Regions from separate parts of the Homo sapiens genome. Here regions 2 and 3 are each linked to region 1. A link is a contact called in ENCODE Hi-C or POLR2A ChIA-PET data. All regions are on one chromosome and are shown on one strand. Each heading gives the region's core, a stretch centred on a gene start or an enhancer-like site at or near the end of the contact. The rest is flanking DNA. Distances are from core to core; before and after follow the strand shown.

Region 1 (2,856 bases), core at 162-2,661:
GATTGTTACCAAAATAACCTCAACATAATTTCATATAACTGAGACTGTTTTGAGGATTGCCGAATACTTTCTACTTATAAGGCATAGAGTGCTGAACTGCAAACACTCAATTCTAATTTTAAGAACTTTTGGATTAGAAAACAGCTGTTTTGGGGAGAGATGGTAAGGGAAAAAAGTCCCAGTATAGTTACAAAATTAAGTATTACATAATATTTAAAAGAGCTTTCTAGGTTTCTTTCATGTTCTAGGGCAAGCCCTTAAAGAAGAAGACAAGAGATACAGGGAAAGCTAAAGTAGTGTTCAGGGTGGTGGAACCCACTAACAAAACAATCCGCTGGGCACCGTAAGTAAAGCATTCTATTAGGCTGTGACGCGAAACAAGAACAAAGGTTTCATTCCTACGAGAGATTAAGTTTTAGAGCAAATGGACACGATCGTTAAAGAATTTGATATTTCCATGTAAACTGCATTAGCAGGTTATGCGATCCAAACTCACAGGAACAACTCCAACTCTCGGCCATGCCCTATTTCATGTCTAGATTTGTTTAACCGACTTACATCATAATCCAAGAATACGAACTACAGTATATTCTTACAGCAAAGTTATTCCTTAAAAGCAAAACCGAGCCACCTTTGAAAACACGCACACACATTATCCACGGCACTAAAACCCCAGTCTTGACCGAGAAAGACCAACAACTTGGGGGGGAAGAAAACAACTTCAGAGCCAGAGCTCCCAAAGCAGAAAGCGCTGGCGGCTGAAGGGCACACGAGGTTCCGCTCCCGGGCGAACGGGCGGCGTCGGACATCACTAACCAGGCCTGGGGACAGGCGAAGGACTTGCAACTGCGGGCGCCGGCTCTGCGGGCGTTAAGGGAAACGGGGAAGTGAGAAGAGGCGGGGACACGAAAAGAGAAAAGCTCCCTCAAGTTTGCCCGATGTTAACGCTCCAAGGATGAAAAGAGCCGTTTGTTTCGTCTGGGGACCGTCGCGTTTGGCCCTTCCCCCGCCTCCAACAATTCCCGGCGAAGCCCCGCGGCACCAAGCCGGGCCTCCCACCCCCCCGGCGGCCGCCAACCCGCCCGGCCCCAGGACCTCACCTGCAGGGCCGGCCCCGGAGGCGCAGGCGGGCGGCGGGGAGCGCAGCCGCAGCCAGAGGTGCAGCGCGGCCCCGAGCACACACGGGCACAGCAGCACCAGCCAGTTTCGCATTGGCCGCCCCCGCCGCGAGCCGGGCTCTCCCGCGTCCCGGCGGAGAGGGAGGGGACCTGCAAGTGCGGAGACTGAGGGGCGGCGGCTGACGAGCGACCACTCCGAGCACGCCCGCCCTCGCGCTCGGCGACGTCTGGGGGGCTCCTCGCAGCTCCCGGCCCCGCTCCTCCGGTCCCTCAGACCGCGGGTGGCCGCGGCTTAGCCGGCCGAAGCCCCGCCCCCTCCGCCTGGCCTTCCCACCGGCTCCGCCCACCTTTTCTCCCACTCGCCCCGCCCTCTCCTCCCGCGTTTCCACACGCGCCAGCCAGCCGGCCGGGAGCTGAAGTCCCGCTCTGGGCCCAGGCAGGGGGCGCCCGCGGTTTAGAAACCACATTTCCCATGAGCCTAAGCACGCGCTTCCGTCACTCGGCGGCCGCGGGGGCGAAGGGCGAGGCCCCACACAGAGCATGCGCATCCCCCTTGACGTTTGCTGCCACCCCACGGCCCAGGGGAGGTAGTGCCGGAGACCCGGTGCTCGGAGGCTGCCCGGAGCCGCGAAGGGAAATGCGCTTTGCCTCAGATTTGAAGGAAATCCGAGTGGCTCTTGTGTGAAATCACGCAGAGCTCCTTTGTTCCGCGTGCTCTCTTGCTCGACTGCTGTGGGAGGTGGGATCCTGCTGACGTCTCCTTGGCCCGTAGAGTGGGGCGAGGAAGCCCGAGTGTCCGCGCCTGGAGCGGTGACTCATCAGGGATTAGCTCTGGTGCCGTGGGTTCCCGGCTCTTTGCCCGGTTCTGTGCTCTGGGAACGCAGGGTGACAGACAGCGAGCTGGGGACTAGGCTGTGGAACACGATGATGACGAGCCAATCAGGGTAGAACTGCACGTGCTCCGGGTTCATACTGGAGCTGGGAGCGAAACGGGAGCCGGGCGAGCTGGGAGAACGTGGGCTCCGGGGACCTGGGGAAGGGTGGCCGCAGCGAGCCTTCCAGGGAGAACGCCGGCCCCGCGTCTTGAGGCTTTGCCCCGGGTGGGAGCCCTCCTGGCCCACCAGGCCCGCGCCGAGGCAGCCGGAAAGCGGGGACGGGGCGGTGAAGGCACTGGGGTGAGGATGGGAGAGAAGGATGAGAACGAGCGGCTGGGCTATGGGGCGGTTTTTGTTTCTGCTTTTGTTTTTGAGACGGAGTCTCACTCTGTCACCCAAGCTGTAGTGCAATGGCGCGATCTCGGCTCGCTGCAACCTCCGCCTCCTGGGTTCAAGCGATTCTCCTGCCTCAGCCTCCTGAGTGGCTGGGATTACAGGCGCCCGCCACTGCGCCCAGCTAATTTTTGTATTTTTTTTGTAGAGACGAGGTTTCGCCATGTTGGCCAGGCTGGTCTCCAGCTCCTGACCTCAGGTGATCCGCCCGCCTCGGCCTCCCAAAATGCTTGGATTACAGGCGTGAGCCACCGCGCTCGGCCGCGGTTTTTTTTTTTTTTTTTTTAAGTTTCCACAAGTGTGGAAACAGAAGGTGACTGTATTATTGAAAAAAAGTCTTGGATGACAGAAGACCCAACTCAAACAGGCTTAAGGGAAAAAAGTACTTTGGCTCGCCGTGGCTCATGCGTGTAATCCCAGCACTTTGGGAGGCCGAGGTGGGCGGATCACTTGAGGGCAGGAGTTCGAGA
Region 2 (2,856 bases), core at 97-2,596, 380 kb after region 1:
ATAAATTTACCCAAATTTTACTTGGCATTCTATTCAAGGAGGAAAAAAGCATTTGTCTCCTAAAGAGTTACTGTATTCCTTTAAAAATATCCACAGGCAAACATAGTAACTCATTAAATATTATAGCCTACTCACAGGGTGTCTGCCATTCTTATTAGAGAAGAGAGAATGGCATATTAAAAATATGTCAGAAGTTATGGGAAGTTGTGAAGTGGAAGACAGACTTCAAGTTGTGATCCTTCACAAGGCTTCATTCTATGCTTGGCTGTTTGGGAGAGTTCAGAAATCAGCTCAATATGAAAGATATAAGAGCAACTGTCCAGCTGAGGTGGTACATACCACACTAATTTATGGAGAGGACTGAAAAAGTCAATTAAGCTCCTAAAATTCCTTCATCATTGCTAAGAAGCATTGACAAGCTAAGATATAAAGTTGGGAGATGGACTAAATACACAGGATGGCAGAATAAGACTAGACAAGTCTTGAAGGGTTAAAGAGATGAGATCATTCTAACATGGCATTTAGTAGAGGTCAGTGCCATGTCAGGCCCTGCCGTTGAGTCGAAAACATCAATGGTTTGAGTAAAGAATAGGTGGGAGGTATTTTGCAGCACTTGTGGGAAAAGGTGTTCAGGGTTTTAGTTGAAAGCAAGCTCCATATGAGGCCACATTGTGATGGTTGCAGTCCTTCATCCACCTTTTACCTACCTATCAAAAAATAAAGGAAACAGTGGGCTGGATGGTTTCTTCTTAGGGTAAATCCTCTCTTTGGTTGGGGCTGCTGTTGTTGTCCAGGTAAATACCTTTGCAAGCCAACATGCTTCCCATTTAACCCTGGGTTTTACCCATCCCAGCTGTCTCATAGAGGCCTGACTTGCACCTTTCTGTTCCCTGCCCTGCCCAAGCAGTCATTTGATGCCCCGCTTTAGAATAAAGGAAGTGATAAACTCTCTCTAGGCCATGCTGCTTGGACTTTGCCAGGGGTATTTCATTCCGCTTAGAGTACCACTCTTATAAGTATTGTACAGAAATTAACTCATTCAGAGAGTACCTAGGATAAGGAGTCTTAAAACTGAGTCATAGGAGGAACAGTTAAAAAACAGCAGGCTGGCCATGGTGGCTCATGCCAGTAATCTCAGCACTTTGGAAGGCTTAAGCAGGAGAATCACTTGAGGCCTTGAGTTTGAGACCAGCCTGGGCAACATAGCAAGACCTTGTCTCTACCAAAAAAAAAAAAAAAAAAAAAAAAAAAATTAAAGCCCAAAGCTTTCTCTAGAAGACAAAAGACAGGGAGACAAGAAAGCTGTCTTCCGAGGCCTGAGGGCTGTCACAAAGCAGACAGATTCATGTTATCTCTGTGGCCACGAGAGGTAAAGGCAGCACAGGGAGACCTCAGAGCATTTCAGCCCTAGAAGGAAGCCGCACAGAAGTGAGTCTGTAGGTGTTAGAAGGCAGCTGTGCTACACTAACTTTCAGATCCCTCCAACCTACCATCCTTGAGGTTCTTACGAATGTTGAAGTAATCTCGATTCTCGGAACTACCATCCCTCCTCCTCACCACCCCCCACACCCTAGAACCCTTTCTTGCTATAAAAAGGCCATTCCTTAGAAAGTTAAACATAGAATTACCATATGATCCAGTAATTCCACTTCTGGGGATGTACTCAAAAGAATCGAAAGTAGAATCTCAAATAGATACTTGTACAGTAATGTCTAAAGCAGCGTTATTCACAGTAGTCAAAAGGTGGAAGCAACCCCAGTGTCCCTCAGTGGATTAATATAACAAAATGTGAGGTATCCATATCATAGAATATTATCCAACCTTAAAAAGAGAAGAGATTCTGAGACATGCTGCAACATGAATAAACACTGAGGATGTTATGATAAGTAAAACATGCCTGTCACAAAAGGATGAATATTGTATGATTATACTTATATGAGGTACCTGGAGGAGTCAAATTAATAGAGACAGGAAGTAGAATGGTGGTTGCCAGGGGCTGCTGGGAGAAGGGGATGGGGAGTTGTTTAGTGGGTACAAAGTTTCCGTTTGGGAAGAGGAGAAAGTCTGGAGATGGATAGTGGTGAGGTTTGCACAAGAATGTGAATATACTTAATGACACCGAACTGTGCACTTAAAAATGGTTACATTGTGACCAGGTGCGGTGGCTCACACCTGTAATCCCAGCACTTTGGGAGGCCAAGGCAGGTGGATCACCTGAGGTCAGGAGTTTGAGACCAGCCTGACCAACATGGTAAAACCCCGTCTCTATTAAAAATACAAAAATTAGCTGGGCATGGTGGTGTGTGCCTGTAATCCCAGCTACTCGGGAGGCTGAGACAGGAGAATTGCTTTTACCCGGGAGGCAGAGGTTGCAGTGAGCTGAGATTGCACCATTGCACTTCAGCCTGGGCAACAGAGCGAGACTCCATCTCACAAAACAACAACAAAAAAAGGCTGGGCGCGGTGGTTCACGCCTGTAATCCCAACACTTTGGGAGGCCGAGGCGGTTGGATCACCTGAGGTCAGGAGTTCAAGACCAGCCTGGCCAACATCATGAAGCCCTGTCTCTACTAAAAATACAACCATTAGCCAGGCATGGTGGCGGGCACCTGTAATTCCAGTTACTCGGTAGGCTGAGATGGGAGAATCACTTGATCCTAGGAGGCAGAGGTTGCAGTGAGCCAAAACTGCTCCATTGCACTCCAGCCTGAGTGACAGGGCAAAACTCTGGCTCAAAACAGAAAAGCAAACAAACAACAACAACAACAAACAGCAAAAAAAAAAAAAAAAAAAAAAAAAAAAAGATGGGGTGGTTCCCCTCCAGTGGCTCACACCTGTAATCCCAGCACTTTGGAA
Region 3 (2,856 bases), core at 237-2,736, 340 kb before region 1:
GGCCTGAGGCAGGAAAAATCACTTAAACCCGGGAGGTGGAGGTTGCAGTGAGCTGAGATCAGGCCACTGCACTCCAGTCTGGACAAAAAGAGCAAAACTCCGTCTCAAAAAAAAAAAAAGAAACGCAAACCAAATTCTTTTATATACATGCTGAAATATTTATAGATGAAACATAAATTTTCATTTTGCTTCCAAATAATGAGGTGGTAGCTGGGCGAGGTGGCTCACACCTGTAATCTCAACACTTTCGGAGGCCGAGGTGGGCAGATCGCTTGAGGTCAGGAGTTCCAGACCTGCCTGGCCAACATGGTGAAACCCTGTCTCCACTAAAAATACAAAAATTAGCTGGGCATGGTGACGCAGGCCTGTAGTCCCACCTACTCAGGGCCGAGGCAGGAGAATCGCTTGAACCTGGGAAGCGGAGGTTGCAGTGAGCTGAGATCACTGCACTCTACTGCAGCCTGGGCGTGGCATCAAGACTCCATCTCAAAACAAACAAAAACAAATAATGAGGGGGTATATGAGTGGGGTAAAAATACAAAAAGGTTAGCCAAATATTAGTAATTGCTGATGCTGAGTACACGGGGTTTCTTAGCCTTTTCAACTTTTCTATATGTACTGGATTTTCCATAATAAAAGTTTTGAAAGAAAGTAGAAATATGAAATAAAACTGACGAATATTCCAAGTATAGGAATGTTAATTTACCATCTAATTTCTTTAACATCAAATAAGAGAATTTTACCAACCTGTCTGCCAACTTTTTTTCTGCGTTAGTGTGTTTCTTCTTCGCTTTCACTTTTTTGGCAGGTTCTTGCGAAAGTGGTCTTTCAATCTGGGATGTACTTTCTTCCTCCTCATTCCGTTTCGTTTTTTTGATGGTTTGCTTTTTAAAAGTTTGAAGTTATATTTGAGACCCCATACTTCTAGAATTCTGACCCTAAGCCATAATTCAGTCTTTCTAAATGAGAATCTCTTCTCTCTCACTGGTATGTAAGAGTCATGAAAGGTTACTTAAAATGAATCCTGTCTGCCCCCTTTAGAAATCACGCTTCACGCGGTAGGTAAGAAGATTGCTTTGTATGTAAGTGGTTCTAACGAGCTATTCGGGAAGAAAGCCCAGTGACTTACTTTAGGCACAGGCACGTACACGGGTTGAATCTGGGGCTCCAGAGAACTGAAGAGGGACGCCAGCCGACCGGTGCCACCTCTGGAATGGTGTTCGCCGCGAAATAAGCTACTGGCGACCTGTCCAAGCCTGTAGTCTTCCGGCGGACTCCCGCGAACGCCGTCGTCAGGATTCTCTCTAGAAATGGACGACAGAAACTCAGCCACGCCACGCACCACCGCTTCGCCAGCACGAGGGAACGTACAACATCCCTCCCCAGGTACTCGTGCCGCGCGCCACTCACCCCTCCTGGACACTTCTCTTTCTCTTCCGTTTGCTCATCCCTTCCAAGGCCATTCTTACTCCAAAGACTCCCAGACTGCAGCTGCGCGCCAGCTCGCACTTCCGGGTTCCGGGCACTTCCGCTCTCTGGCCACGCCCCCTCCCCTCCGGCAGTCGGCCGCCGGGCGGCGGCGAAGGGAGGCGCTGGGTGAGGGAGCAGGTTTGTCGCCGTCGGTTGGTGGTCCTCGCCGTTTCAGAAAAGCCTCATTTTGGGAGTGAAGGACGTCTTCTGGGAGTGGTTGAAGCCTGCAGTGTGAAGAATCAGCCAGGCTAGGAGCGGGGTGTCCACCCAAGCCGAGAGAGAAACACGTAGAATACTGACTTGTTGAAAAGGAGGGAGGGAGGTTTGGCAAGAAATGCGGTTAGGGGTGAACGCAGTGGGGTGTTTACAATTTGCTAATCGCTGTGAAGAGTACAAAGGAATTCTTTGTACTCTTCTTGCAACTTGTCTGAAACATGACATTATTCCAAAATAAAAACCACAACTCTAACGAGTCACGTCAACATACAATTCGAAAGATTGTAATGCGGACCTGCTATTCTACCTGGAAAAGTAGATACTTGGCATTCAAAACGCTTCAAGGTGTTCTCAGCCCGTCTTCCCAGACTCATCTCCCTCCAGCCCCTGACATTCTAGCCTGCTTTCTCCACTGCCTCTACAGTTGTTATTCCTGTCCCCTCTGTTGTAATTGCCCTCCTCTTTCCCCTTCTGCAAAATAATGTCCATCCTTCAAGGCCTACCTCAGATACTGTCTAACTTAGTATTTCTTTGCAGCCAGGTGCGGTGGCTCGCCTGTAATCCTAACACATTTGGAGGCCGAAGTGGGAGGATTGCGTGAGGACTAGGAGTTTGAACCAGCCTGGTCGATCTAGCGAGACTTATTCTCTACAGAAAAGAAATTAGACGGGCACCTTCGCGCTCGGCGCCTGTAGTCCCAGCACTTTGAGAGGCTCGGGCAAGAGGATCCCTTGAGCCCTGGAAGGTCGAGGCTGCAGTAAGCTGTGATCGCATCACTACACTCCAGCCTAAGCGGCAGACCCTGGCTCAAAAAAAAAAAAAAAAAAATTCTTTGCTATTTACAATAGGGATATTTTCCCAAGCCCCCATGGTACTTACTATAATCATTTTTGGTCTGCTTTAGTGTTAGTTACAGTCTCTTTAGATGTAAAGGCAAGACAGTAAGGATTATGTTTTATTCATCATGTATGCTGTGTCTCTATTAGCTGTACATAGTGAATATTTGTTAAATTGACTCTCAGGGTAATAAAAGATTACTAGTTAAATCATCCAATAGTTTGAGTGGCAAAATAGGATTTGACTTTGTTCTTATTTTCTTTCAGACAAGGTGTTGCTCTGTCACCCAGACTGGAGTGTAGTGGTGAGATCACGGCGCACTGCAGCCTTGAC

What was found. Hi-C counts contacts between places; a loop is a spot of excess contacts on that map. ChIA-PET counts read pairs that join two places held with the same protein, here RNA polymerase II (POLR2A). Pooled maps may share reads with other maps.
Region 2: a loop to region 1 is called in a pooled map, with 4 times the contacts of the local background. The contact joins the enhancer-like site here to the promoter of B3GALNT2 in region 1. A Hi-C loop is called at or near these places in 1 of 37 single-sample maps with no recorded cell type and 7 of 50 pooled maps. POLR2A ChIA-PET finds 5 or more read pairs at or near these places in 6 of 52 experiments (BJ, Caco-2, PC-9 and 3 more).
Region 3: a loop to region 1 is called in a map of B cell, with 15 times the contacts of the local background. The contact joins the promoter of RBM34 here to the promoter of B3GALNT2 in region 1. A Hi-C loop is called at or near these places in 9 of 168 maps with a recorded cell type or tissue (B cell, CD4-positive, alpha-beta memory T cell, CD8-positive, alpha-beta T cell and 5 more), 14 of 37 single-sample maps with no recorded cell type and 22 of 50 pooled maps. POLR2A ChIA-PET finds 5 or more read pairs at or near these places in 17 of 52 experiments (CD4-positive, alpha-beta T cell, CD4-positive, alpha-beta memory T cell, HEK293 and 13 more).

What each region holds. Positions count from the first base shown.
Region 1 is chr1:235,503,041-235,505,896 of GRCh38, forward strand. It overlaps B3GALNT2 (beta-1,3-N-acetylgalactosaminyltransferase 2), which reads right to left and starts at 1,412. Exons shown (of 12, transcript NM_152490.5): 1 at 1,101-1,412. The coding sequence starts at 1,212. RefSeq lists a silencer at 941-1,580 and enhancers at 1,514-2,190, 1,891-2,010.
Region 2 is chr1:235,886,870-235,889,725 of GRCh38, forward strand. No RefSeq gene overlaps it. Among named protein-coding and RNA genes, the nearest start is that of LYST, 21 kb to the left of the region's middle. Within about 2 kb of position 1,347, at least 5 of the 41 ENCODE cell types and tissues checked have a DNase peak (open chromatin) inside an H3K27ac peak, as active enhancers do.
Region 3 is chr1:235,159,764-235,162,619 of GRCh38, forward strand. RBM34 (RNA binding motif protein 34) reads right to left here and starts at 1,487. Exons shown (of 11, transcript NM_015014.4): 1 at 1,411-1,487; 2 at 1,130-1,304; 3 at 748-884. The coding sequence starts at 1,463. RefSeq lists enhancers at 1-454, 741-1,940, 1,642-1,821.